2 separate regions of the Homo sapiens genome follow, and region 2 is linked to region 1. A link is an interaction called in ENCODE POLR2A ChIA-PET data of the cell type or tissue named here. Cell type or tissue: CD4-positive, alpha-beta T cell. All regions are shown on one strand.

Evidence for each region. Peaks named below come from ENCODE experiments on the same cell type or tissue, not always from the same donor. Only the 100,000 strongest peaks of a DNase experiment are listed, where the experiment ranks them.
Region 2: POLR2A ChIA-PET joins it to region 1 with 11 read pairs; 2 of 35 experiments call an interaction of 5 or more read pairs at or near these places.

What each region holds. Positions count from the first base shown.
Region 1 is chr19:50,356,426-50,358,925 of GRCh38, forward strand. It overlaps NAPSA (napsin A aspartic peptidase), which reads right to left. Exons shown (of 9, transcript NM_004851.3): 9 at 2,052-2,355. The coding sequence ends at 2,128. All of the region lies in intron 3 of LOC105372437 (a long non-coding RNA gene), which reads left to right. Among named protein-coding and RNA genes, the nearest start is that of NAPSA, 8.0 kb to the right of the region's middle. In CD4-positive, alpha-beta T cell, CTCF peaks have their summits at 840 (motif pointing right) and 1,041; DNase peaks (open chromatin) are centred at 826, 1,496 and 2,146; H3K4me3 peaks cover 1,793 bases; H3K27ac peaks cover 1,733 bases.
Region 2 is chr19:50,569,596-50,572,095 of GRCh38, forward strand. No RefSeq gene overlaps it. Among named protein-coding and RNA genes, the nearest start is that of LRRC4B, 2.4 kb to the left of the region's middle. In CD4-positive, alpha-beta T cell, no CTCF peak of the experiment used is centred here; no DNase peak of the experiment used is centred here.

The DNA.
Region 1 (2,500 bases):
AGGACAGAGCCTGGCACATAGTGAATAATAAATAATGACCAAGGCAACATGGCAAAACCCCGTCTCCACCGGGCGTGGTGGCTCACACCTGTAATCCCAGCACTTTGGGAGGCCAAGGCGGGCGGACCACCTGAGGTCTGGAGTTCAAGACTGGCCTGACCAACATAGAGAAACCCCGTCCCTACTAAAAATACAAAAATTAGCCGGGCGTGGTGGCACATGCCTGTAATCCCAGCTACTCGGGAGGTTGAGGCAGGAGAATCGCTGGAACCCAGGAGGCAGAGGTTGCAGTGAGCCAAGATGGTGCCACTGCACTCCAGCCTGGGCAACAAGAGCAAAACTCCCTCTCAAAAAAAAAAAATCTCCACAAAATATTTAAAAATTAGTCAAGCATGGTGGCCCACGCCTGTGGTCCCGGCTACACGTGAGGCTGAGGCAGGAGGATCGCTTTCTCCGGGGAGTTCGAGGCTACAGTGAGCCATTACCGCGCCACTGCACTCCAGCTTGGGCGACAGAGTGAGTCCCTGTCTCAATAATAATAACAATAATAAAATAATAATAATAATAATAGTAAAGATCCACTTTGTGCACTCCTTGCTCTGGGGAATTTTTCTGAAACAGTGGACAGTGTCTCTATGATAACTCTCACCACCACCACCACCACCCCCGCTTTGTTTTCTCAGTCAGAGCACTCGATCTGGGCCCTTTCAACTCGCCCCTCATGCTTTCCGTCTGCAGCACCCCATCCAACTTCACCCAAAGCGCCCTTAAGTAGTTTCTGAGAGGCCGTGCCTGCAAATTCCCAATTGGCCACAAGGTGGAGGTGTGGGCCTGTTTTCCCAGCCGCCACCCGTTTCTAGAGCTGGACCCCTGGAACACCAGGCTCTTTCTAGCTTCCCTGCTTCCGCCCTAGCGGTTCCCACCGGCCTGGAATGCCGACTTGCTCGCTCTCTGCATCCCACGGGAAAAGGAGCAGAACAGAGGCTTCCTCCCTGACTCTCCTGCCCGAGCTTACTGGGACCTGAATCTCCCCGTGTTTAGTAGTTTAGCGGTTTGTGATCAGGTCGGCCTCCACCATCAGAGCAGCACACTCTCGAGATGGGGCTCAGGCCTGACTCTTTTCGGGGTCCCCAGAATCGCTCAACACAATTCTTCCAGAAGCCTCGGGATGCGATTAAAGGATTGCCAGATTTTTCGACCGGTCGTTTTGTCGAATCATTTAGTTCTGGGTAGCAAGAGGCTGAGGAGGGGAGAGTGACGTCACCTCCGCGGGTGGGGCAGCACCGCTCCCCGAACCCGGGGGCCTCGAGCTCCCCAGGGGTCTAGGAATCCGGAGGGAGAGAGGAGAAACAGGAGATGAGATCCGGGGGAATGGTATCCTTGCCCCCTTGAACAGGAACTGGTAAACCCTTACCAATTACGGCCAACCCCCACTGCCACCTGTCGCTGCCGTCGCAACCTGTCGCCTCCCACCCATGTTGTGGCTGCGCCCGCCCCCGTCAGGGCGTGACCACGGCGTGGATTACAACGACCGTGATGCTCCACGGCGCCGGGAGCTTTTGACGGAAGGTAGCGTAGGCGAGGGGCTTCATGGGACTCGTATTACAAAACCCCTCACCAGGGTGCGTCCTGGAGAAAAGGGGTGATACCCTTCGCCTCCCTCTTCCTCAACTCCATGGGTACAGGCACAAAGTTTTCTATTATTATTTTTGAGATGGAGTTTCGTTGTTGCCCAGGCTGGAGTGCAATGGTGCGGTCTTGGCTCACTGCAACCTCGGCCTCCCAAGTTCAAGCCATTCGCCTGCCTCAGCCTCCCGAGTAGCTGGGATTACAGGCATGCGCCACCACTCCCGGATAATTTTTTTTGTATTTTTAGTAGAGACGGGGTTTCACCATGTTGGCCAGGTTGGTCTCGAACTCCTGACCTCAGGTGATCCACCCGCCTCGACCTCCCAAAGTTCTGGGATTACGGGCGTGAGACACCGCGCCCGGTCACAAAGCTTTCTCGTTAAAAAGTACGCTCTGAAAAGAAGCAACCCAGGCAGGTTCGCTCAATGGAAATAGTGGATTTTTACTGGGTAGCAGGACCTCCGCGACCACCCGCTGCGCATGCGCTTCACTTGGGCGTCACCCGGGGAACTGCGCCTGCGCAGTCTCTCCCCATCCGAGGTCCGCTCCGCGAGTGCGAGCGCGCGCCAGGCCCACCCGGGCGCTGCTCTTCATGTCCCCGCGGTCGAAGACGGCCACATACGTCCCCAAGAAGACGTCACCGAGGATCCAGAAGGGCCCTGCAGGCGGAGGGACATCCAGGGCCTGGAAACCGGACAAGCAGAGGCGGACGCCATTTCGAGTAGTCTGCAAGGCAACAAGACGACAACTGGGTGTCGCGGCCACAAGGACGGCCATTTGCCTGGGAGCCCGTCCATCCCCCCCACCCTCGGGTTCTTTGATGTTCGCCAACAAACTGCCATCACAGGGAAAAGAAATGTTTCTGTGGCCC
Region 2 (2,500 bases), 210 kb after region 1:
GAGGGCAGATGCAGAGGCCTCTGGGAGGTCACCGTGACCCTCCCCTCTACCTCCCCGGTCCACTACCCCAAAAGCTTGGGCCCCAAGGAAGGGGGACATCGGGAATCAGGGGCGGAGAAACCCAGAAGGAGGGGTGGCCCCTGTCCAGGACACTGAAGATCCTTCCAGATGTTAAAATTAGCACAGAAGTTTCACCCCTGCCTTGTTATCCCCCAAAACGCTGACTAATAACTGAGGACTCAGGAGAGAGAGAAGAAAGATGAAGGTTCCTTCTTTCAGTGCCAGGGGACCCGGGACAGACTCTCCCTCTTCCCCTTCTCCTCGGAGAGCCCCAGGGAGGGAAAGTGTGGCTGTACCCCTGCAGGCAGAGCCTGGGGAGAGTCAGGGTTGGAAGCTGGAAGGAAAGTGGGCCAGACACATCTATAATGAGCCAGGGTTCCCGAGAGAAGCCAGGTCACAGATGGGTTCGGAAGAGGCGGTTTTGGGTGGGCGCTGGTGGGTGCTGAGCCCTGAGAGCTGCCGAGAGGGGAAACTGAGAAGGGGCTGGGCGAGGGCCAGGGAGTGGCAGGTGGCTGTGGTGCTTCGGGTTTCACCCGCCCCTGGCGCCGCTCAAGTCTAGTTCGTGAGACTGGACCAGTGAATGTGTGTGTGCACCAGGGTCCAGCACAGAGTAGGCCAGGACCGATGGTGATACCAGCAAAACAGAATCACATGGTGGCAGCCCGCGGTTCCTCCTGGTCTCCCACAGGCCAGATGCTGTGCCCAGCACCTCACAAGCGTGGCATCAATCCTGCAACCATGCGGTACCAACTCCTAGGGATGGTGGTACCTGGTGGGCACAGGTGAGAGCAGGCCCCTGATGAGCCCTGAGTTAACCCTTTCATTACAAGAGGGTCTCGGCCGGGCATGGTGGCTCGCACCTGTAATCCCAGCACTTTGTGAGGCCGAGGCGGGAGGATCACTTGAGGTCGGGAGTTCGAGACCAGCCTGGCCAACATGGTGAAACCCCATCTCTACTAAAAATACAAAAATTAGCCAGGCATGGTGGTGCGCGCCTGTAATCCCAGCTACTCGGGAGGCTGAGGCACGAGAATCACTTGAACTCGGGAGGCCTCCAGAGGTTGCAGTGAGCCGAGATCACGTTATTGCACTCCAGCCTGGGTGACAGAGCGAAACTCAGTCTCAAAAAACAAACCAAGAGGGTCTCAGGTGAGAGGCCAAGCCGTGTCAGGTGGGGCCGTTAGAGAAGCAGGGAAGTATTCCAATATTTGAACAACCAGCGAACCCTCTTGGTCCATGCAGCCTAAGTCTCAGCCCTGCCTGGAGGGTATGACTGCCCCTGTTTTACTGAAGGAGAAATGATTTGCCGTCAACCTCCAGAGCTCATCAAGGGTCTTCAGCACCGGGCACTGTTCAGGGCTTTGAGAGCCCGGCCGGAGAACAGTAAGGAGACAGCCCCTGTCCCCGTGGAACTGACCCCTCAAGGTCCTATTTCCAAGAGCAGTGTGAGCAATGAAGAAAATAAGAGGACAATTAGGGAGGAGAGAAGTTGGTGGGCGGTCAGGAGGACAGACTTGAGGTGATCAGGGGAGGCCTCCTGGAGGAGGTGTCTTTTGTGGCGAGGCCAAAATAAGGAGATAGCTCATTGCGTGCACAGGGGCAAGCACCTGGGGCAGAGGCCCCCAGATGGCAGCAAGCCGGGCCCGTTTGAGAGATGGGAGCCAGATAGGTGTGGCGTGGAGGAAGAAGAGAAGCAGAGTGGAAAAAGATGAGGATGCGGCCCCAGGTTTGGCTCAAACACAAAACCAAATCTTAACGCTTCCCACTGTCCCCTAAACCTTGCCCTAAGGCTTAACTCTAATCTCCCACTCAGGTGACTGTCCTGAGCAACTGGAACACTGATCCTCAGTTTTGATTCATGTTGTCAACATGGATTGGGGACTCTGATGTCCCAGAAATGGTATTAGGTAAGAGACAGGGACAGTGACCCTCCACAGTAATGAGTGCTCAAAGGTATTTTCACCATTTCAAAAAATAAAACCAAAAAACAAAAACAGACAAAAAAAAAATGGAAGTTGTACATTTCCTTCGGGATGGGATTTCAGAGGTTAAATTTCAAATTTCTTTGCTTCAGGCTGTAAAAAAAATTATCCACTCAGTGTGTTCACTGCCTGTCTCACCCCAATCAGAAGCTATGATCGGCAGTTTGGTATACCTTTGATAAATAAAATATGGGAAAATGAATGAACTTTTCACTTAATGTAGTTTGGTTTGCTCAGAAAAATCTCTCAAAGTGGGACTCATGGGGGACAATGGCTAAAGGAATCACAGCCACTCAGATGTTCCTGTTATTTAGTTCCACACAGTTGCACTGGACAACTCCCAGGCACCTTTCACCTGGGCTGTGATATAACAAGACTGCCACCCATGATAGGAAGCTATGGGAAGGTGGCTCGCACCACCATGGGTGCTAAGCTGCTTGGCCTTATGCCTTACCCCA